3 separate regions of the Homo sapiens genome follow, and all the other regions are linked to region 2. A link is an interaction called in ENCODE POLR2A ChIA-PET data of the cell type or tissue named here. Cell type or tissue: OCI-LY7. All regions are shown on one strand. Each heading gives the region's core, and the rest is flanking DNA. Links, peaks and the distances in the headings are about the cores only. Region 1 has its middle 57 kb from the start of SPATA13. Region 2 overlaps SPATA13 (spermatogenesis associated 13). Region 3 overlaps MIPEP (mitochondrial intermediate peptidase).

What was found. ChIA-PET counts read pairs that join two places held together with the same protein. Peaks named below come from ENCODE experiments on the same cell type or tissue, not always from the same donor. Only the 100,000 strongest peaks of a DNase experiment are listed, where the experiment ranks them.
Region 1: POLR2A ChIA-PET joins it to region 2 with 7 read pairs; 1 of 35 experiments calls an interaction of 5 or more read pairs at or near these places.
Region 3: POLR2A ChIA-PET joins it to region 2 with 5 read pairs; 1 of 35 experiments calls an interaction of 5 or more read pairs at or near these places.

What each region holds. Positions count from the first base shown.
Region 1 is chr13:24,099,829-24,108,040 of GRCh38, forward strand. It overlaps a transcript of SPATA13 not described here. Among named protein-coding and RNA genes, the nearest start is that of SPATA13, 57 kb to the right of the region's middle. In OCI-LY7, for the core only: no CTCF peak of the experiment used is centred there; a DNase peak (open chromatin) is centred at 5,093.
Region 2 is chr13:24,211,228-24,219,439 of GRCh38, forward strand. The region is part of intron 1 of SPATA13 (spermatogenesis associated 13); the gene reads left to right. Among named protein-coding and RNA genes, the nearest start is that of SPATA13-AS1, 39 kb to the right of the region's middle. RefSeq lists an enhancer at 6,319-6,598. In OCI-LY7, for the core only: a CTCF peak has its summit at 3,830; DNase peaks (open chromatin) are centred at 3,504 and 4,114; H3K4me3 peaks cover 1,054 bases; H3K27ac peaks cover 2,489 bases.
Region 3 is chr13:23,841,536-23,849,747 of GRCh38, forward strand. All of the region lies in intron 10 of MIPEP (mitochondrial intermediate peptidase), which reads right to left. Among named protein-coding and RNA genes, the nearest start is that of PCOTH, 43 kb to the right of the region's middle. In OCI-LY7, for the core only: no CTCF peak of the experiment used is centred there; a DNase peak (open chromatin) is centred at 4,426; H3K4me3 peaks cover 288 bases.

The DNA.
Region 1 (8,212 bases), core at 2,201-7,200, 110 kb before region 2:
GCTTCACAGGGGCTTAGAAATTTTAAACTGTCAAGACTAAACTGTCATGTCTGTGAATGAACACTTGGATGAAAAGCTACGAAGAAATGCAAAGACGCCATTTCTCTAAAAGCAGGGCAATGATTTTTAGTGGAGGAAGAACCGTGACTGGCCCAGGGTCCACGGAGGGGCTTCTGGTGTGGCCGGCACAGTTCTCTTTGCTGACCAGAGTGCTGGTGACAACAGTATTCACCTTATAATAACTCATTAAGCTATATTATTCTTTTCCGTGGCTTTCTCTATCAATGATTTATTTTATAATTTTTAAATAGTTTAAAAAAAAAAAAGAATCAAACCAAGGAGTACATCACTGGGGCAAGCCCCTGACAAGTTAATTTCTATGATTTATGGTCTTTCAATGTGTTTACTGAACCTTTTTACCAAGTGGCACCTATATTGCCGCACTGCATTGAAGACGCTCATACTCTGCTGGCTCAGAGGTACTGCCTGGCTCTCTAGAGGAGGAGGAAATACTTTCCACTTTCTCCTGCTGTCAGCTTATGCATTTAGTTTGCAGATGAGTTTACTTCTTAACAGCTGTAATAAATGTGTTTATTGAGACTTGTCCTTCTCCCTCTCTCCCTGTCTCTCACTCTCGCTCTCACTCCCTGTCTCCCTCTCTCAGCTATTTCCAGTAGCACATGTGGCCTTTTTCCTTCATCTTGTAGTGATGGAATGTTCTGACACATGAAGATGATTGATTTGATTTGAGTCTCTCCCCTTTAATATTCCCTTATGAGAGCTGAAGCCCATAGAAGGAGGAAGCTATTTTCCAAAGGTCACAAAACTAATTTGAGCAAAGTTGGGGCTAGAATTTTGATCTTCTACTCACCAGTTCTGTTTCTCTTCAAAAGCCTGTATGGAGACACTAGCAGATTTTGCTCTTACCTGAGCTCCTCACTCCCGTGCTGCCTGTAACTTTCCCCACTGTTGCAAGATGCATTTCACTGCACATCTTCATCCAAGCTTCCCACCCTCCTTCTGGTGAACTCTTGCCTTGAGTAAGTATTTTGAAAATAATTGCAATAATGCATTCATGCGTTCTCTTGATATAAATCTTCACTGGGTTTTAGGGCATTGAAAAGGGAAAGAAAAACTTCTATTTCATGTGACTGACAGTAGCACAGCATTATTCCTGGGAATTATGACCATCCTGAGAGTGCATGATAAATAGGCAACAGCAACCTGGTGGACACTCTCAAGGGGAAATTCGCATACACTTGAGTGTGCAGGGGAAGCTGTGCTGTAGGTTAAGTGACTTTTGGTGCCTCCACTCCTCCTGATGGCCCTGGCCCCTGTTGCTCCTCTACTGTTCTCATCTATTTACTTCTTATCCTCTCTTCTCTTTCTCGCCACACACTCAAACACATATAATTTTCAAAACTTTTCTTAAAGTCCGTATACCATTTCATCATACAGATGCACCATGAACATTCGCTATGTTGGATAAACAGTTTATCCTCAGTTCAACAGCATTATGACCACTGTTGTACTTGATTTTTTTTCATGGTTTAATGCTAGCCCATGGTTTGCTTATTTGTCATCCAGCTTGGATACTTTTTTCTTGTAACCCATTTAATACTGCTGTGTATTCAATTTAACTATTTTTTAAATTGTGGTGAAAAAAAACAACACATAAAACTTACCACCTTAACCATTTTTAAGTGTACAGTATAGTAGTGTTAACCCTATGCACATTCTCATGCAGAAGATCCCCAGAGTGTTTTATGTTGGAAAACTTGTAACTCTATATTCACTGAACAACTCATTTCCCCCTTTTCTCAGCTCCTGGTAACATTACAGTTTCTGTCTCTACTAATCCGTAGAAGTGGAATCACGCACCTATATAAGTGGAATTGTTCAGTATTTATCTCTTGCCACTGACATATTTCATGTAGCTTAATGTCCTCAAATGTCATCTGTGCTGTGGTATATGACAAAATTGTCTTCTTTCTTAGGGCAGAATCATATTCTGTTGTGTGTGTTTACCACATGTTCTTTGCCCATTGGTCCATTGATGGACACTTGGGTTGCTTCCGTCTTTTGGCTATTGTTTATAATGCTGCAACACACATGGGTGGGCGAATATCTGCTCAAGACCTTGCTTTTAGTTCTTTTGGATATATACCCAGAAGTAGGATTGTTGGATCATATGGTGATTTTATTTTTAATGTTTTGAGAAATTTCTATATTTTTTCCATAGCAGCTGCACCATTTTACATTCCCACTAACAGCGCGTAGGGTTCCAATTTCTTCACATCCTTAGCAGCAGTTGTTATTTTCTGTTTTTCTTGATCGTAGCCACTCTAACAGGTGTGAGTGTATTTCATTGTGGTTTTGATTTGCGTTTTGCTAATTTATAATGACGTTGAACATCTTTCCATGTGCCTATTGTCTACTTGCGTATCTTCTTTAGAGAAATGCCTATCCAAGTCCTTTATCCATTTTTAAATTGGGTTATTTGTTTTTGTTGTTGTTGAGTTGTGGGAGTTCTTTATATATTCTGGATATTAACTCTTCATCAAATACATGGTTTGCAAATATTTTCTCCTACTCTATAAATGTCCTCTTTAGATTGTTGGTTTTTTCATTTGCTTCACAGAATTTCTTTTTTTTTTTTTTTTTGAGATGGAGTCTCACTCTATCATCCAAGCTGGAGTGCAGTGGCGCAATCTTGGCACACTGCAACCTCCTTCTCCCGGGATTAGGTGATTCTCCTTCCTCAGCCTCCTGAGTAGCTGGGATTATAGGTGCCCACCACTAAGCCTGGCTATTTTTGTATTTTTAGTAGAGATGGGGTTTCACCACGTGGGCCAGGCTGGTCTCAAACTCCTGACCTCAGGTGATCCACCCACCTCAGCCTCCCAAACTACTGGGATTACAGGCATGAGCCACCACGCCCAGCCACTTCACAGAAATTTTTTAAGTTCCACATAATTCCATTAGTTTATTTTTGCTTTTGTTGCCGATGGTTTTGGTGTTATACCCAAGAAATCTTTGCCAAAACCAACATCGTGGAGACTTTTCCCTATGTTTTCCTTCTAGGAATTTTAGTTTCAGGTCTTTAACCCATTTTGAGCTGATTATATGGTGTAAAATCAGGACTCAACTTTATTCCTTTGCATGTGGCTATCCCGTTTTCCCAGCACCTTTTGTTGAAGAGATGAGTTAAACAATTTTTTACGAGGTAAAATGAAAAATAATAAATCAGATATGTTAAGTCATTCTTGGGTTTCATTGTCAGGCATAATGAGGGCAGAAGAATCTCATGAACTTCACTTTAAAAATAGTTCTGAATACGTCAAAATGGGAAATGAACAAATACAGAGTAGTTATTGACCTCCCTACATATTCCACAGATGCTAAACCAGGTTATTACCAGTTTATTTTCTTTACCTATGTCTAGTCTTTACACACTTATAATTTGAAAATGCAAATAGTGTTGCTGTTTGTCCTATCATGTACAGTATAGGCTGGGTGCGGTGGCTTGCACCTTAATCTCAGCACTTGAAGAGACTGAGGTGGGAGGATGGCTTGGAACCAAGAGTTTGAGGTTACACTGAGCTGTGATTACACCACTGTACTCCAGCCTGGGCAACAGAGCAAGACCCTGTCTCAAAAAAAAAAAAAAAAAACAAGAAAGAAAAGAGCAGGGGAGGAGAGAGAGAGAGAGAGAAGAGAGAGAGAGAGAAGAAAATACATATGGTAAAAAATGCCTGCCAGAGCACCAAAATGTTACTTAAACATATAGCTTGTATAACTGTCTATATATAATTACACACATATAGGTGCACTAGATGTATCTATATGTATTTCTATATATTGTAACTACAAAATTGGCAGAAGGTGCTATTTTCCAGTGGCAGGGAAAGAAGGGAGGAAGGATAAGAGGGTAGTGAGATAAGGTTTCCCTGTAGAGAAGCCCACACTCAAGCATCTACATCCCTTTCCAGAGAATTTTCATCCCTTTCAGAGTTACAGGGTGGTGTCCAGAGCTGCCGTGCCACTATTCCTGAGGGGGAAAATCTTAAAGGGAGTGTCCTCACACCAGCGCTGCTCAGACATGTCACTTTCTCTGTGATTAGCTGATTAGGAGTGACTCTAAGTAGGGCCGATTCCAGCACTTTCAATGCTTACTTACTCTTTTCCTGCAGCCTTTCTCATTGATGGGGACATAGGAACGTTGTGATTTTAATGATTTTATAAATGAAATTACTTATATAAAACTGTTAGAGAGCTGTAGATGACACGTTTGAGAATGTCCGTGTCAGTCTGCTCACCACATGTGTACGTGCTGAGAAAATCCCAGTAAGGAAAGGTCACGGTGGGGTGAACCGTTTGGATTTGTTGAACAATGTAAAGCTAGAATGGGTTTTTTTTTTTTGTTTTTTGGGTTTTTTTGGAAAGAATGTTTGGTGTTTTGACAAAAAGGATTTTACTTCATCTTAATTTAAAGGGATCCTGGTTCCATCAGTCTATAAAATGAAAAAGCAATTTAGCCCACTCAATTTTTAGAGAGGTTTGGTTTTACAATTCTCAAGGCAGGCATAAATCCGCTAATCCTTAAAACACTTTCCCTTAACCATTTATTCAAATATGCAGTTAAGGGAAAGTATTTTGTATATACCCACATATGCAGGTATCTTCATCTTCGTGGATAGATACAAGGCATCCCTTAGAGACAAGAGCTCCTCGGAAAGAAGCCGATTCCTTTTCATTTACTCCTTCACTCATAGTGACAATGAGAGGGGCATGTGGAATGCAAATAAAGTATTAGGGGAAGTTCCCATCTTTGATGAGCTAAGAGTCTAATTAATAAGGCACAATTAACTGAGGATCTATCTAAATAATCTAAAAACAGTGCTTTGCACATAGTAAGTGCCATAGATTTTGATATAATAACTTGTTAGTTAATGTTTTAAACTCTGGATAAAGTCCTAATTTTCTTAGCCTGGCTGCAGCCTCCTCTCCAGTTTTATTCATGCTCACTCCCCCAGCTCCTCGCCAGAGGCCATGCCAAACCCTTTCACACACCTGTGCTTTGTGATTTTTTGTTCCTCTTTTCTAGAATGGTGTCATCTCCATTTTCTCTGCCTGACAGTCTCATGTCCATCCTTTTAGGAGCTACTTGTCATCTTCTCTTCTCAGACCTGCCTGCTTCCAGGGAGAAGAAGTCACTTGGTCTTCTGAACTCCACACATTTTATTCTTACCTCCACTATGGTACCTCTTGGCTTCTTACAATCGTTTTGTTTTGTTTTGTTTTGTTTCTGTGAGACAGAGTTTCACTCTGTTGCCCAGGCTGGAGTGCAGTGGCATGATCATGGCTCACTGCAACCTCCATCTCTCAGGCTCGATGGATTTTCCCACCTCAGCCTCCAGAGTAGCTGGGACTACAGGTGCACACCATCATGCCAGGCTAATTTTTATTTTTATTTTTTGTATTTTGGGGGGTAGAGACGGGGATCTGCCGTGTTGTCCAGGCTGGTCTCAAACTCCTGGGCTCAAGTGATCCGCCTGCCTCAGCCTCCCAAAGTGCTGGGATTACAGGTGTGAGCCACTGCGCCTGACTTCTTACTTTTTTTTTTTTTGACATATCAATTTCTTCTCAGTGGCAGGAGTCATTCTGGGATTGCCAGCACCAAGCACAATGAGAGAGCCTGATAAATAAACTTGATAAATAGATGTTGAATGAGTGGAAAAAGAAAAGGGTGAGATTTGAAGCAGCTAAAATAGGCCTACGGAGGATGTGCTTTAGAATAGAAATGGAGGAAAGGATAGAAATGGAAAGCACATAAAAGCTCTCTGTTAAGGGCCGAATTGTGTCCCCCCTAACATTCATAGGTCAAAGCCCTAATCCCCAGTACCTCCACATGTGACTGTATTTGGAGACAGGGCCTTTACAGAGCTGATTAAGGAAAAATGAGGCCCTTATGGTGGGCCTTAATCCAATCAGCTGGTGTCTCTTAAGAAATTAGGACACAGACACACACAGAGGGTAGACCTTGTGAAGACACAGGGTGAAGACGGCCACCTGTAAGCCAAGGAGGGAGGCCTCAGAAGAAACCAAGCCTGCTGACACCTTAATCTTGAACTTCCAGCTTCTAGAACTGTGAGAAATACGTTTCTGTCGTTTAAGCTACCCAATCTGTGGTACTTTATTACAGCAGCCCAAAGAAGATTTCTTTTATTTTCTTTTCTCTGTCACTCAGGCTGGAGTGCAGTGGCACAATCATGGCTCACTGCAGCCTTGAGCTCCTGGACTCTTGCAACCCTCCTGCCCCAGCCTCCCAAGTAGCTTGGACACCAGGTGTACACCACTATGCCTGGCTGACTTTTTACTGTTTTGTACAGACAGGGCTTCTCTGTGTTGCTTAGGCTGGCCTCATACTCCTGGCCTCAGTGATCTTTCTGCCTTGGCCTCCCAAAACATTGAGATTACAGTTGTGAGCTACCTTACCTGGCCTAAGATTTCTAATTAAAAGAAATCTTCCCCATCTTTTATTTCTCATCTGTTAGAAACCAAAAGTTATTTTTCTCCACACTCAACTTTTCCTTGTATATGAAAATGGAAACCATTCCACCATTGACATGGGTGGGAATCCTGGCAGGTGTTTTGGTTTCCTGTCCCCTCACTTCAGTTGAGCAGTTGTGCAGCAGTGGCCAAGCCTGTAGGTGCATTGCTCAGCAGTGGGTCACCAGCCACATGTACAGAACAGCACTCGCTTTGTGTCTCACTGGGTCTAAGTACTGACAATTCGGTGATTGTTTGTTTCCAATGTGGAATCCCCTGGTTCTGGGGCCGACAGAGCTGGCTCTCGTTCCAGGGCAAACTTAACAAACAAGTTCAAGGTGAGGGCCATGTGCACTTTACAGAGGTCCCACATGAGAGCTATAAAACCAAGAACCTGCCAAAAGACACGTGAATAATAGGTAGTCCTGTAGAGAAAGAGACAACAAAAGAAAAATCTTGTTCCTAAGTTCACTGAAGATTCTAGATAAAGCAGATCGAGTGAGTTTCAGCAAATATGGGGTCAGGGATTCAAAAGGTAGCCATGTAGTGAAGTCTGTGCACTATTCCGAACACTTGGGGAATTGACTGATAGGATTCTAGTGCATTTGCTCTCTGAAAACTATATTTCTGGGAACCTTCAGATTAAGTACAACATGAAAAGATGATAAGGACGGGGAAAAAAAAAAGGAAGAAATTTATGCTTGCCAGAATAGTGGAGGGAATAAATAGAGCTTTTACAGCTCTATCAGGTGAAGGAAATACTAGAAATTAAAGCAGATATTAAGTCTAGGAGGAAAGTGAAATGCAAGATGATCACACAGTGGCTGGGTACTCAAGTGCCCTTTTGAACAAGAGGCAAAAAAAAAAAAAAAAAAAAAAAAAAAGCTCAAGCCTGGTTCTCCACTCAGTCAGTTATGTGGCCATGGCAGTGAAAATGCTGTATGTATGCAGGCACAGTGGAAACTGTCCCCAGAGAAACGAGCACTCCTCATCACAGTCTCTACTATGTTGTCCCAAGGAGCCCGAAAAATGGTTGCCAAATGTTAAAAAGAAATACCCAAGGCCCTAGGAAGGAATAAAAGCAAATGTACTTGCTTTCGACTTCAGCTGTTTCTCTCAGAAGATATGAAAAGCAAATAGTGTCAATTCTGAGTTTATGGACATTCATAGAGAAAAATCACCTCCTCACCAAAGGTACCTCCATGCCAACTCTTAGCACTCTTATATTTATATGTCTGTGAATTCCACATAGGAAATAGAACAGCCCAATGACAGCGCCTACGTCAGCTTTTCTTCCCTGCATTTTCAGTTTTTATTGAAACTATAGACTTGGTAAGAAAGAAATGGGAGTTCCCAGATCCCAGAGCAGCCTCTTCTCCTCTTTCTGTTTTAGACTTTGGTGGGAACTCTCACAGAACTCTAATAAGATGTGTACTGCTCTATCGGCACGTTAAATCTAGGTGGTAATTTTTAAGTCCTGTTATGGAAGATGCTCACTCGCACTATTCTGGTGCTTCTCACAATTTTAATTATTATGCTTAGTTCTTATCTTAGTCCATTTGTGCTGCTATAGTACGATATCACAAACTGGGTTATTTATAAAGAACGAAATTGATTTCTCAGTTCTGGAGTCTGGGAGACCAAGATCAGGGCACTGGTA
Region 2 (8,212 bases), core at 1,246-6,245:
GATTCGGTTGCCTTTCTTTCTTTCTCTTGCCCATTTGCTCTTTCTAGGACTTCCAGGATTATGTTGAATGGAAGTGGTGAGAGTGGACATCCTTATCTTATTTCTGATGCTAGAGGAAAAGCTTTCAGGTTTGCACTATTGGGTATGATATTAGCTGTGGACTTGTCATATATGGTCTTACTATGTTGAAGAACATTCCTGTATGCCATATTTGTTGAGAGTTTTTATCATGAAAGACTGTTGAATTTTGTCAAAGGCTTTTTCTGTATCTGTTGAGATAGTCCTATGATTTTTAGCCTTGATTTTGTTGAGGATTTTTATTTATTTAGTAAATATTGTGTATTTATTTAGTAAGGTGCATCTCCGTTGGACCCAGCCTGATGGTGGGAATCACCTGTCTCTCCCCTCTCTCCATGTTGTCCAGCTGGTCAGCAGGCCATGTTGACTCTCTCCCCATCACCTCTCCCCAGCCCACGGCCAGGATTATCTCATCCGGTGGCACTGACGATGATGGCCTCTGCTGCCAGAACTTCTGCTGCCGGCTCCCATGACCTTTAGAGTAAACCCCAATCAAAGGCCTAGGCTCCCCCACCCTGTCCCTGCCTGTCGTCCTCCAGCTGGGGTCTCTGTCTTAAGCTCCCTGCACCCCAACATCCGTCCTTTCTCTGGCATTAGAGCATCCGTGTGTCGGCTGAAGGAGGCCACTTCAGGCTTCATAACAACACCAGTGCTCCCCACGTGGCTGGAGCTCTCTGATGGCTGAACCTCATCAGCTGTTCGCCATTCCCCTACTAGTGTGTCTACCCCAGTTCCACTCAGACACGAGGGACCAAGGAAATATTTACTGAATGAATGAATGAATCAAGTCTCATAGGAAGTTCTTTCTTGTTCAGAGATGAAGGAGGCCAGGTGCGGTGGCTCTTGCCTGTAGTCCCAGTACTTTGGGAGGCCAAGGAGGGAGGATTGCTTGAGGCCAGGAGTTCAGGGCTGTGGGGAGCTGTGATTGGGCCACTCCAGCCCGCACCAGGCTGCACTCCAACCTGGGTGACAGAGTGAGACCCTGTTTAAGAAAAAAAAAAAAAAAAAGGTCGAGGGAAACAAACCACAGGTACCTCATTTAAATGGAGGACATCAGTGTTCCTTTCTAAGCTATGTTCACTCAGATGATGACAGTCGTAGGTAGCTTTGCCTGCGTTCCTTGCTTCATGTGGTCCTGAAGTGCTTATGTAACCACCCCAGGGGCAACTGAGGCATTGGTTATTGCCAAACCACCTGACTCTGTTGCATCAGGATACTTGGCCTAAGAAGAACTATTGGGACTTAGAGAGTTGATTCCATATCGTTAAAGTTCTGACATTCTAATCGGAAAAGAAATGAACCAGCAGACTTTGACAGGTTTTGTGGGGAGGAGAGGAGAGGGAAAGGGTGAAGCCAGCATTGATTTTTAAATTAAGTTTAAACACAGTTAAGTGGGTCACACTGAAACACATGCCTGCGCAGTCACTTTGCCAGATATTGAAAAAAAGAAAGGCTGGCTTTGTTTGGTGGATAGGCAGGCTCAGCCTCCTGAATCTTGCTTACTTCATAGGTAAGGGCTCTTGCTGAGCCACTTGTGTTATTGACCCCTGAAGTTGCTGCCGTTGGGAGAAACCACAGTAAACAACAGTCAAACAAAACCAGCTCACCATGTGGTAGATGTACCATGAGGATAGGCATGTGGCCGGTGGTTTAGAGGAGCTGACCTTGGAGCGGGTCTGACCTTAGGTGCAATAGCACATCGCAGCAGAGGAAGTTACAGTGATGACACCTGTGTGCTGCCCTGCTTGGGTCGGCCCGTCTCCACAGCACCAAGGACAGACTCCTGCACGGAGAAGTTGGAGGAGGAAGATGGTCAGGAGGCTGAAGTGACTGCTTGTATTAAGGAACATTGTGGGGGTGAGAGGGTGATGAGAGCAGCTCAGAGATGATGATCATAGGGAGGAGAGTCACAGGATGCCAGAGACACAGTACCCACTTCGGAACACTGCAAAGGGTCTTTTTTTGTTTGTTTTTGTTTTGAGATGGAGTCTGGCTCTGAAACCCAGGCTGGAGTGCAGTGGCATAATCTTGGCTCACTGTAACCTCCACCTCCTGGGTTCAAGCAATTCTTTTGCCTCAGCCTCACGAGTAGCTGGGACTACAGGTGTGGGCCACCATGCCCGGCTAATTTTTATATTTTTAGTAGAGACAGGGTTTCGCCATATTGGCCAGGCTGCTCTCAAACTCCCGACCTCATGATCCATCTGCCTCGGCCTCCCAAAGTGCTGGGATTAGAGATGTGAGCCACCATGCCCGGCCAGGGTCTTTCTTATCCTAGAAAGAGGACAACACCCTTCTCCCTGTCCTTTTTCTCATTCTGCTACCATTCAAGCTTCTAAGTCAAAGATCCAGTTCATCTTTTCATAGAAGTATGACTTCATTTATTTTAGTATATTACTAATGAACAACTTTAATATAGCGATCCTATTAATATTTTTAACATAATTTGTTTACATTATAAATTAAGTGGGAAGGGGAAGATGATACGAGAATCTTATAGGAAAAAATGTGTCTTCAAGTCTGAACAAGTGACTTAAAAATTGATATTTAGAATACTACTTGTTCAACAGTTTACAGAACATTTTACCTTCTGGTATTTATTATCTGAGTCAGGGTTGAAGGAATCTGAAGGCATGTATGATCCATACTCATGGAGAAAAGATACAGCTAATTTTGAAATGAAATAATGGCATTTTATATATGTTTGGTTTCAGAGGCATCCTTTGGGAAAAGCGATCACCTTCTCCAGATCCGCATTCAGGTGATCTTTGCCAATCTCTGACTGAGCCTGGTGGCACATCACTTCTATCTGGCCTTGACCTTTGAGGCAGCAGGATGACTGCAGGGAGTAGGCAGTGCTTCCATCTGTGAATCACAAAGCAGATCAACCCCAAAGCAGCCACCTGCACATGTGGTACATCTTCTGCACCTCCATAGACACTTTTACCTAAGGCCAGATGCATGTACAATAAACTTAAATCCATTGACTTTTCAACAGATTGCTTCACGTCTTTGGATCTGGAAATTTTGACCCAGAATACCATTCCCTATTAGCAATGACCTATAACTATCAACTTTACATGTTACCAAGAAAGGTGTCACGCCATGAGAATAATTAATATTTTGATGAGAATTTTCTCTTTACAATGCATGTGCTTCTCTAAAAGTAAAAGAAACTGCTCTAAAAGAAATTTTAGGATCCCATGGAGAAAGCTGGGTTCAGGGATGTTGTGTGACTAGCACAGGTCACATAACAAAGCAATTCAAAGCAAAGAACCCTGACCCCAAATTCTTAGCCTCAGCTGCTGCCCTTCCTCCCCTTCACCTGTCCCTCAGTCTTGCTGAGAGGGATGCTCCCTGGTGTTGTCCAGTCATCACTGGGTTCCCTGCATCTGTGTTGTCAGCAGCACATCTGTTTCCCTCCTTAGTTGCATGGGGACTCTCACTTCCCATTTGCTTCTGCCTTGTAAAGGGTAACATAACCTTGTCTCATCTTGCATCTCCGCTTTCCTTTTTGAGATTCAACATATTTAAGTATTAGTGATTCTTTAGTTTTCCTAGCAACTAAACTCAGCTGGTTTTGAACTTCTCGCAAAAGTCAGAATATAGTACTTGCTTTCATTTCAGTCCCCACTGAGCATCTGACATATTTAAAACATTATTAAGCTGTGTCAAAGGAGCCATGTCCCTGGGATATTATACCAGAGTATTCCTGAATTCTGTGTGTTGGTTATGTTCGAGCACAGCGTCTCCCTGAGGACGCGCTGGCAATGAGAACCTCCACCTCTAACAAAGTCTCACAGATCGCCTCTGAGAGATGGGGTGTGTGCTCCAGGGACCCCTGTTCAGGAGGAGTAGCTGGTCACCTCTGGCTTGGTTCATTGGTGGCATCATGTCACATGACTGTCGTGCATGTCCTAAATGAGGAGATGTGTGCCAAGAGGCAGGGAGGGCTTGCAAGAAAACAATATGCAAATCTCAGTTCAATTAGAAGACAGTTTAAATTAGAAGCAGAAGGCATTTCAGCAACTGCTTTAATGTGTAAAACTAATTTGAGAGGATGAGACACTTGATTGCACAGCACAGGGAAAGGGCCTCTTCTGGGCCTCTGTCCTCAACAGTGGCAAAATGGTCTGTGGGGACATCCCCTACCTTAAGACCTGATAGGCTGCTGGGTGGAAGCTGAGTTGAAAATTAATCTCATTTCCTCAGAATGCAAAGCTATAAATTGGGGCTCTGCCTGGAAACACATTTTATGCAAAGACAAAAAAATTGAACACTAAAATAAATGCAGCAAAAATAAAATGCAACACACATATATGCTCTTACACACAGTTATTAAGTATGTCTAATTAAGCTGTGGATGTAAAAGCTACATCATTCCCTTTAGGGGTATTCTGTGCTGACTGCACTGTTGGGTGACTTAGCCTGTGAACTCAGTGAACACAGCTCCAGATTTGGGCCAGTCTGCCTCTGCCAAGCAGAGACATTGTTTTTGCTCCAGTGACCATCACAGTGCCTTCAGGATTAGGGCCATCCATCTGGAAAATTTTCATTGCCCTGAATGGTAAATGTGGGGGAGGTGCAGTCTTGTGGTGACATCAGTTTTGGCATGGGTTGCAGGCATGAGGTAGTCCTAACCGGGAACTTCATTGTTACTGCTGCAATCTTGTTTACCACCAGAAAGGTGGTGGACAGGCCATGGCTGTAGGAAGTCAAGACGCAGGGCAGTCTTCAGGGCTGAGGGCTGTGACTGGCAACAGCTCCCCTGGAGCCTTCCAAGGTTGCTGTGAGATTGGAGGAAGAGGAGCTCAGAGGCTGTCACTGTGCAGAGGTTGGGGACGCAGGCAGGGAGGGGCATTATGGAGGATGCCAGCATCTTTCGCACAAGCTCAGACCTACCTGCCCTTTCATCTCTCACTACACCAGCCTGACCTGCAACTTTAGACACAGAAGGAAGATTTTCCTTTGTGGTCTAAGACCTGCCTTTGCAAATCCTTGTTTTCTGCACCCCATCACCCCAGAGGATTGACAAAGCAAATATGAATCCCTATTGGGGAAACACCATTCTCACCCACAGGAATGTGTTTTAGCCCAGTAACCCCCATAAGGCAAGCCAAGACAATCACACGCTTGTATGAAATTGACACCTTTCCAAAAGATACGCTTATTCTAGTTGCATTTGTCCATATACTTTCAATTCACAAACATTGAACTTCAGTGATTGAATACTTAAGTGACGCCAGAGCTACAGATGCTCTTTTGAAGCATCTTACCTACTCCTTACACAGAGAGACCCTGAAGGTACCAGATCAAAGGGTAAGGGGGCTTCTTTCTTTTACTAAGGTATGTATATTGGGGCTAGGAAGAGGAAGGACGGTGTCTGGCATTAGGCCTGGGGAATAACTTCATCTCTGAAATTAGGACCTTGGATGCTTTCTCTTTATGAATGTTGTAAATTATGGCTGGGCATGGTGGCTCATGCCTGTAATCCCAATACTTTGGGAGGCCAAGGTGGGAGGACGATTTGAGGTCAGGAGTTTGAGACCAACCTGGCCAACATAGTGAAACCCTGTCTCTACTAAAAATACAAAAATTAGTGGGGCATAGTGGCATGTGCCTGCAATCTCAGATACTTGGGAGGCTGAGGTGGGAGGATCACTTGAGTGTGGGAGGCGAGGTTGCAGTGTGCTGAAATTGTGCCACTGTGTACTCCAGCCTGGATGACAGAGCAAGACTCTGTCTCAAAACAAAACAAACAAACAAAAACAAAAACAAAAAAAAGGAAATGATAAATTTCAGTGGTTTTAACTGGCCATGGTATGTACCTGTTATCCCAGCTACTTGGAGGATGAGGTGAGAGGATCACTTGAGTCTAAGAATTTGAGGCCACCCCGGGCAACATAGCAAGATTGAGTCTCTTAAAACTTTTTTCCAGTAATTTCAGAAAAACTATTCTGAAACTAATTGGTAGCACATTCATGGTTTTCAGCACTCTCTCTCTTTTTATTACAATTCTTCTTCCTAATAGCATCAGTGGCCACAGTTGCTGCTAGACATCCTACAAAGCACAGGTCTGCTCCCACAACAAAGAACCATCTGGCCCAGATGTTGGGGTATCAGACCTGAGATGTGCAAAGCCAGCAGCCCCTTCAGCCAGTCATTCAACAGACACATGCTGAGAACACAGTGAAATAAGACAAGGCTTCTGCCTATAGAGAACTTTCCATGCTCCTCAGAGAGGTTAGTGGAGAAGGCAGACAAGGAAAGCAGAATGACCGGGCAGTGTGGGAAACATTAGAGAACTGTTTCTAGGTATTTCAAACAGAGAATCTAATACAGGGGTTATTTTTATACAGCTGAGAAACAGAAGACAGTGCAATAGCAGGAAGTTGCTACCAGCCCCTGGGCTGGAGTGGTAAACAAGAGGGCGTGTTGCTTGAGCTGGGAGTTGGTGCTGCCCACAGGACCTCGGACCTGGGAGGGAGGAGCTTCCCAGCAGGGCTGGAGCCACAGAGACACCACAGCTGCTGCACGTGCCCACAAAATACTGTGGCAACTCCCTTCCCCCAACCCTCAAGTCACCTCCCACCACCACTGCCCACTGCCAAACCTGGACAGAAGCCATTTGTCAGGAATCTGGGAATTGTGGTTCCCAAAACAGAGAGATAACAATGGCTGGAGAAAGAGCCTGAGAGCAGACAAAACTCGCAAAGGCATGGTGGTGTGAGGATCATGACAAATAGCTCAGCCCTGCTGGAGGGAAAGGCGTCCTGTATTAGGCACAGGACATTCAACATCTCCTCAAAGTCCACAGGCAGCCAGTGACCCTGGTTCAGTGACACACCCATCTGCAGTGTGGAATGGACTCTGGCAGCAGAGTGAAGGATGGGTGGGCAGTGAGCCAGACCATGGTCATCCAGGTGGAAGGTAATGCAGGCTGGGAATGAGGCACCAGCCACCATGCCGACAAAGGGCTGGTGGGCATGCAGTAGAGTCGCTTAGACCTGGTGTAATCTGTAGGGAAGGAAGAGGGTCTAGCATGACCCCCAGGTTCTGGCCAGGAGGTAGCAGTGCTGGGGTGGACCCTCTGATTTCCACCCTGCTGGGCTGTCACTACAGCAATGGTAGTAAGCTACTCAGCCTCACTGGGCCCTAGCATCCTCACTGGCATGAATAGGGGTCACATGTTCCCTAGGGCAACATTCTGTGCAGCTGTGATTTAAGGGTCTGCACTCACTCCTTCAGCATTTTGGATTTCAATATGTTTTCTTTCAGTGTCACTTTGTTATCATGTAAATCAAGCTTCTCTAACCAGTGGGCCGCAGGCTGCATGTGGCCCAGGGAAGCTTTGAATGTGGCCCAACACAAATTCGTAAACTTTGGTAAAACATTATGAGGGGTTTTTTTTTTTGCGATTTTTTTTTTAATCTCATCAGCAGTTGTGTTAGTGTGTTTTATGTGTGGCCCAAGACAATTCTTTCAATGTGACCCAGGAAAGCCAGAAGGTTAGACACTCCTGATGTACATGATGAGTATATTACAAAAACCTTCCTGCTTTTTTGTACATTTAATCTGTTCTATATTCCTGAATTTCAAATTTAAGTTTTTATTTAAAAATTACTGGTCAGAAGCTTTTTTGTTTGTTTGTTTCATTTTTTTGTTTGTTTGTTTTTGGTGCAAATTCTCATTATCACCAAAAAAAAAAAAAAAAAAGTTTCATTCTAAAGTTCATACACCCTAGAATCCAGCTTGTAGACAGTGGATTTCACAATATTCCTATCTGAAATTCTTTCTTAGTTCTGTTCTCTTCCTATCTCTGGCAGAGTTCCCACAATTTATAAGACTTGCTACAAAACCACTAATTGAATTGCAACCCTTGGTTAGTTAATTGAGGTCAAATTATTAGTTCTAAATAATGCAACTTGGTATGTTACTCAGAAATTCCAGGAAAAGGCTTTTTTTCCATAATTTTCAGTTTCATTCTTAGCAGCACACAACAATCACGTTGTTCAGCTCAGGAACAAAATACTAAGTCACTGGTCGTTTAAAAAGCATATTGTCCCAATTAGAAACCCCAATTTTTTGCATGTGTTTTATGAAATCTGAATCCTAGAAATTAAGTTCTGAGTGT
Region 3 (8,212 bases), core at 1,985-6,984, 370 kb before region 2:
TCTGAAGGTAAATTCAATTAACTTTTCATTTAATACTTAAGATCACTGGAGCTAAAGAAGGATTCAAAACATAAAAGTGTATTTATATCATTTGAGGGGTTTTCAGACAGTTTTCTTCAGAATGACAGTCTGATTATTACTAGTGTTAGTTATAAGTCAGTAATTAAGGTAGATATATCATTCCCTAACCTTTGTCCCTTCCCTGTTATTTACTCTTTCACTAACCCAATTAAGCAGTCTCAACTGCTCACTGTATACATTCCTTATACATACTTACATGCAAAATATGATCAGTTTCAGTTATAATGGTAACTCTTACCTTATGAATTATATTCTAGAAACTTGTGACCTATATACATAAATATTAAATGAATAAAAATCCTGAGGCACATTAAGTGAATTTAAAGTTCTCATCCAGTAAAATATTCATTTATGAAAAAAATGCCTGCAATATAAATAATCAGATCTTATCTGTTTTATAGTTAGATATCTTAAATTAAAGACAACGTAACTAGTAAGGTGAATTATTCTTCACCCAAAAATAACTTTTTCTGTTCTATATATTCCAATATAAACCAAAGCAAATCCAAAATACGTGATTTGAATGTTTACATTTGAATCATTAAGTCAAGCCAAAATATATAGCCATAGCCAAAAATAATGGCTCTAGAATATTGTAGGTTCTCATTATATGTCTACTTTTTAGGATTACCAAAATACACATTTTTTTTTCAATTGGCTTTATTTGTGATTCTAGAACTGCACAACACTTCGTTCCATAAAATGAGTCCCCACAACAAATTTATATATAAAAATATAAAAACATAGTTACTAATAAATGAATGAGTTTAGTAAGTGAACATAAATTGCACAACAAATGAGACTTTGGCTATGGACATCCACAAATTTACACCTTAATTTCTGACTGATTTTTCTTTAAACAGAATCCTAGTGTTGAAAGAGACGTTCATGATCCAGTGCCCTCGCTCCCTGGTTCGTTCACTCAAGCATGCTGTCAGCAAACCTGCGGGGTGCTGGAAGAGAAGAATGAAGAGCCTTTGTGTCTAAGCAGCTGGCACTGAAAGAGGCAGAGAAGTGAACCAACTACACTGTGTCCTGGGCCTGGTGCAGTGGGCACACGGCTGGCGCTCAACAGACAGTGCTGAAGCATGAACGAATGAGCACTGCAAAATGGGAGGGCAAAGGAGAGCATGATGACTTTACTTGTGGAGTGCAGAGTAGCACCAGGGAAAGCTTCTCGGATAGGAATCAAGAAAGAATCGGCCGGGTGCTGTGGCTCACGCCTATAATCCCAGCACTTTGGGAGGCTGAGGTGGGTGGATCATGAGGTCAGGAGTTCAAGACCAGTTTGGCCAACATGGTGAAACCCCGTCTCTACTAAAAGTACAAAAATTAGCCGGGTGTGGTGGCGGGTGCCTGTAATCCCAGCTACTCGGGAGGCTGAGGCAGAGAATTGCTTGAACCCAGGAGGCGGAGGTTGAGTGAGCCACGATTGTGCCACTGCACTCCAGCCTGGGCGACAGAGCAAGACTCTCCATCTCAAAAAAAAAAAAAAAAAAAAAAGGAATCAGACTTTGCAAGGCAGGGCTGGGATGAGGAATGGAAAATGGGAATCATAATAGGAATTCTAGGCAGAAGCGACAGTATAACTAAAGTATGATGGCATAAAATAGCCTGGTAACTTCTAGAAAGGATGTGGTTAAAGATGAAGCAGTTACCAATGCAGGGATAAATGTAGAAAGAATGGGAGCGGAGTCTGGAAAAGGCAGGCAGGGGCCAGAAAACAGAGGGCCTGGTCCACTAAGCTGAGGAACTGGGACCATGCACCATAGGCCATGGCCTCTAAGCTTCCTCACCAATGCACACTAAAATAACTTTTGAGTATTCAACCTTCTATTAGTACACTCATAAAGTATATGCATGTGGTATTGTTTTATCACATTGCAAAAAGAAAAGCAGACATTTTTATAAGTTGAGATAAAGAAAAATAAATATACATAGAATTTCTAATATTTTATGACTACACTCTCAATGAATTGCTTACAGATGCCATTTGGGAGACAGCTTCTGTAGGCCATAGGGGAGCATCTGATGTTTTCTGGAATGCTGCACAGTGGACAGCATGGAGGGTGGAATGCAGGAGGCAGGGAGGGCTGACAGGAGGACAGACTTCCAGGCTTCAGAGGGTGAACTCTGACAGAGGGCAGTGGGGTCAGGGATGAATGTGTTTTTCCTTTGAGATGCAAACGTCTCAGGACTGTGTGAGTGATTGGATTTGGAGGGTGATGAGAAAGACAGAACAATCTAGAATAACACTCAGGTTTCTGGCTTGGACAAATAAGTGGATGGTAGAGTCACTGAATCAGCCGGCACAATGAACACAAAAAAGGAAGAGGGGAATCTGGGTGTGTTTGTGGGAGAAGAGAGGAGGGTGAGGTGCAATGATGGGAGGAGGATGGAGGGCTCACAGAAAATAAACTCCATTTTGGAGGAACCGACTGTGAAGTGCCCATGAGATACCAGACACTCAGGACCCAAAGCTAAGGAGAACAAGGAGACTTCACTGTACAGATATTAGAGCCATAGAGGGAGACAGGGCCATTAGGGAAGGGCGATGCGGGCAGAGAAGGTAAAGGGCAGACCCCTGAACTACCAGAGGGAGGGGTGGGAAGGAAGACACAGAACAGTTCAGAGGTACTGAAGAACTGAGAGAAAGGAGTGCATGGAAAGAGGGGAGAAAATAAACTATAAAAGGAAGTGGTCCAGGCTTGAGGTTTCCACTCCTGCACATGAGGAGGTTGAAAGTCACCACTCCATCCTAACAAGCAGGAAGCTGAACAAGCTGAAAATCAAGAATCTTCTTAGATTCAGCAGAGAATCAAGGCCACAGAGCAAACTGCTGCCCCCAAAACTGGAAAGAAAGGCAGGCAGCCATAGAGAATCACAGCTTACCAGAGCAGAAACCTCCCATAGAACCTACTACCAAGGCAAGAAAGTTTAAACTATAATTGGTTATAAAAAGCAATTCATTTTTTTGTTTCCAGACAATAAAAACACAAAAATAAAGGAGAATAAAAAGAAACTTTACATATTAAAATTCTACCCTTCTTAAGATTATAATGAACATTTATTTTTATGGAAAAGAAACACAGTAAAGCTAGTAACACAGCTTATTTTACTAAACTATAACCTAAAAATATTTACTGTCTTATCCAATGACCATGACAATCATTATGTGTTGGGCAAAATTCAAGGAAACAATTTATCTTGGAAAAAAAATTTAAGTATAGAATATAAGTTCATATAATATTACAATATTACCCTAAAATGATTGGGAACAAATGAATTTCTAAACTGCCTGTTTTAAAATAAAAACACCTCAAAAATATTAACAATGGGCAAAAAGTATACTGTCTTGTCCCCTGGCTCACTATGCCCACCCCCAGAGGTAAATATCTTGTGTATCCTTCCAGGCATTTCCTATGCACACTCTTAGAAGCTTATGCATGTAAACTTTATGTATATATAAACCTACTTTGGCACAAATAGAATCATACCATTCACACTATCTCGCAATTTTATTTAACATAAAAATATATCAATGATATGTATTTTTACACATATATTTTTCATAAAAATATAACTTGGAATACTTTCCAGTTTAGTATATAAAGCTCTAGCCTGTTTTCTTTCATGGGTGTAGTCATCCACAGCAAACACATGACAAAGCTCATTTCATGCATCTCCTGTTGTGTTGTACATGAGCAGAGGAGGCAAGGTCAATGAGAGCCTGAAGCATCAATGGGGGAAGCATCCGACCACTGACATCGTTTGGAATTTCCCACATATGGGGATATTAAAGGAACCCAGACTTTTCATCAGTTTTATTATTGATTTTAACTTTTTTACAGAAAATGCATCCCGTTAGGCCACACCCAGAGCTCACTTCCCTGCCTTGGTCTGCCTCTGTTCCTTTTAACTGACGGTAAGCTGCTGTTAGTTTATCTGTTAAAGTGATGCCATAGTGAAATGTCCTTGTCACACCCACACAAGCCTATCCATAAGATAAACTGAAGAAATGGCATTGCTGCAAAGAGTACAAGATCTTAAGTTTTTTGATATGTATTTCCAAATTATCCTCTAAAAAAAGCTGTTTCTAACTTACATTCCTACCTGCAGTGTATGAAAATACCTAGTGCTCTCACTCTCGCCAATGTAATTCTGTTACGTTTCTTTTAATGCTTCCTTTATTTTCCTTCTTTAGCTATGTGTGCTGCATTTCCTTTTTCTTTCTAATAATTTGATATATTAGTGATATTTATAGTCTATATTTTAGCTTCTCTGGTGGTTTCTCTATTGTTTTTAATTTTTTTTTTTTTTGAGACGGAGTCATGCTCTATCACCCAGGCGTGCAGTGGCATGATCTCAGCTCACTGCAACCTCCACCTGCTGGGTTCAAGCGATTCTCCTGCCTCCTAATTTTGATACTTTTGGTAGATACGGGCCTCTATTGGTTTTAAAATAAACATTTATTTATTGGTTTAGCAATTTTAGATAATATTTACTGATTCCCCTCCTCCTGCCTTGACCTCCTGATCTGTCTTGTTGTTACATATAGATATAGATATATTGATGCTCTTTTTCTTAATTTTGCTAGGCACCAGAGAGGAGAAGAATAGAGATATGCCCTTTATTTTGCCAACATTTACTGGATCTCCCCAGAATGCATACAATGGGGGAATAGCTGCTATTAGTAGTAAGGAAGAAGAGGAGAGACATGACAAAATCCTGTGCTTTAGAAAGATTATTCTGGCAGTGACATGTAGGTCAGTTTAAAATGCAAAGATTCATGATTATTATAGCAAGAGGAAGTTCAATATAGTTTGTGTATCCCTTATCCAAAATGCTTGGGATATGTTTTGGATTTTGGATTTTTTTTTCTATTTTGGAAAATTTGCATATACATAATGAGATATCTTGGGGATGTGACCTATGTCTAAACACGAAATTTATTTGTTTCATATACACCTTATATACATAGCTTGAAGGTAATTTTACAGAATAGTTTAAATAATTTTGTGCATGAAACAAAATTTTAACTGTATTTTCACGACAATCTGTCACATGAGATCCACTTGTGGTGTCATGTTGGCACTCAAAAAGTTTTGGATTTTGAAGCATTTCAGATTAGAAATGCTTGACCTGTATTGCAAATATGTTGCCCATTTTTCCCTAAATTTAATCTACAAACAGAAAACTATCACTACCAAATGATGATGATGATGATGATGATGATGGTAACTAACATTTGGTGAGTACTCACTATGACAGTGGGCTAAGCCCTTTATACATATCTCATTTAACAGCAAAAACGATCCTTTAAGGTAATACTATCACCCTATGTTACAATGGAGAAAACAGGTTTACAAGACAGTAAGTAACCTTCCCAAGGCTACGACAACAACTAAGTAGAAGGCCTGAGACCATCCTTTATAACTGCATGATAACAGCATGGAAGTTGAAAAAAAATCAACAGGAGGGCACATCTTTGTTTAGGCTGAGGTACTGAAGTTTTTCACAAATATCTGTTACAAGTTAAAGCAAGTACTAAAGGAAGCACAGTAATTGTATCATTCATTCTTACACACATTTCCCAAAATGCTTTCAAGAGTGAGGAGCTACTGGTCACAATGAGAACACTACATCCCTGCATTGACTCCTACGGCAGCCTAACAGTGAACAAAGATTGAGAACGATCAATTTAGAGAAGTAAAAAGAGAAATGAGTGTGGTGATAAAAAAGGAGAGAACAGGAAGTCTGAGGGTATGTGTTGAAGAAAGAATTTTAAGAAACTGGACATGGTAAGCGCCGTCAAAAACTGCAGACATTAGGATCTCAAATCCAAGCTAAAAAAAAAAAAAAAACCCAAACAGAAAACTACAGACATCACGGATGTTGAGCAGTAAAACAAATTACTGAATTTCATGCTGGCAGGTGGCTGATAACCTGGAAACACTAGCTGGGTAGACTGACAGGCCTATAAACCAGACTGTAGCTATTAGAAAGAGGAGGCATCAGGAGAGAGTAGGACTGGGGGAAGTTCGGCAGGAAAAAAATGAGATAGTACCACAGTCTCTCCAACTGTCACAGAAGGGTAATTATTTGTGTTGTAAGATAAGAGATATCTTAGCAGGTCTGCAGGCAAAGGGTTTGAAGCTAATACAAAGGAAGAGATGGTGATTGTGATAAAGTTAGAATAACTGGTGAAGCAAGATCTATAGTGGTTTGAGATAATATTATCTTATATTGTCTTGGTGCTTCACAATTTACAAAGCACTTTCACATCAAGAATCAAGAATCTCCTTATTCCTTACATGATTCTGTGAGACAGGTGGAGCAAGAATTATTACCAGAATTATTGTTCGTTTTACTTGAGGAATCTCAGGCTCAAAGAGGCTTGTGACAGTCTAAGGCAATCTGGAATACAAGAAAGAGCCCTGGGTTTGAAAATACTATTTCTCATTGGTTCCATGCTTTGAGCAAGTTACTTAGGTTTCTGAAGCTTCAGTTTCCTCACCAGTAAAGTAGAAATACTTTCCAGGCTCCATTAACAATTACAGAAACACATGCAATGAACCTGGCATGGTTCCTGGAGAAAAGCAGGCACACTGTAAATTATAGCCACTATTATTGCTGTTAGACAGAGACACGGACAGGGACAAGACTAAACCCAGCGGTTTCTACTTCTATTCCAGTTCCCTTCTTCTACTCCTATTCCAGTTCCCTTCTATTCCCCAAAGCTGACCTTACCTCTAAAAAGAAATGCAACACTGTGTCAAGAAGCTGTGTAGATGCAGTAAACTTTCATTAATCACCTGCCATGTGCCTGCATGACAACTCCTCAGTGTGGAAAGATGAACACATTGTAACAATAATGACGACCAATCCAAATGATCAGGGGCAGAGGAGCACTGCAAACAAGGCATTGGCTCAAAGATGAGGCTGTGGTCAGTTACACCTGGCAGAGGGGAGAAGCTGGGAATGGGAGGAACAGAGAGAACTACAAAGAAGAGGCAGCATCTGGAGCACACCTGGAAAGATGAGGCTCCTAGAAGAGGGGGAGGGCACTCAAAGGGGAAGAAAGAGGGCAGCAAAGGCCCAAGGGGATTCAAGCAAATGGGGCAGACAAGCTCAAGCAAGCACTAGTGCCTTAGTCCTCACTCAGCTGCCTCAGCCATCCAGAGCGAGACTACATGCCTCTCCACACCCTCAGTGACTCTCACCAAATGCAGGCTACTTCCTTCCTGAAGAAAAGCCAGAAGGAGAGAGGTCCAGAGAGGGTGGAAGAGATTCAAAAAGCTACAGGGTGTTTCCCGCAGCTCCAACCCACATCTGAGGGGCCCCAAGGAGCAGTCCCACATGACCAGCCAGTCAGGAGGGCGTGACTGCTGTGCTCTCAGCTCACGTCTTCAACACGGAGTGAAAAAACATGCACAGAGGGTGTTTGGGTGGTCACAGGCCCCAGTACAGCCCTCCACGCCAGGCTCATCATGTGGCTCCGCCTGCCTCCACAGAGCACTCCGAGGCTGAGGCCGACCTGTGAACAACCAACTGCACCATCTCCATCCACAGCTTCCTTATCTGCATAGATGCTACACATAAGAACATTTTCCTCTCTCATCTAGAGACCCAAGACAGTGGGAAAGCACCATGGGCAGCATATAGGACCTCACAGCACAGCAGAGCCACAACCAGCAGAGACAGAGCTTAGATGCATTTTGAGGATTTGGCTTCAGTGCCATCCCTGTCACCACCTCAGACTCTTCTACAGTTTTACAAGAATTTTATGACTATTTTTTGTAAAGAATTCCATGGATCTGGACCCAGAAGTAAGGGATCTCTAGAACCCTTTGATTCCTCTGAAGAAAGAAAGTGGAAGAAAATTGTGTTATCCACTACAGGTGACTGAATAAGTCCAATAAACACTCTGCTATTCTGGTTTATAATACGTTACATATGAGTTTACAGATTTTCAGCAAAGAACCAGAACATACCACTATCAACATGATACAATGGTATAATTAGGTCTTTTAAATTAAGAACAATAGAATTTAGTAATGTATCAAAATCTTCATCTAATCTTCATCCAACACTAATTATGATTGAAATGAGCACAGAAATATCAGTCAAG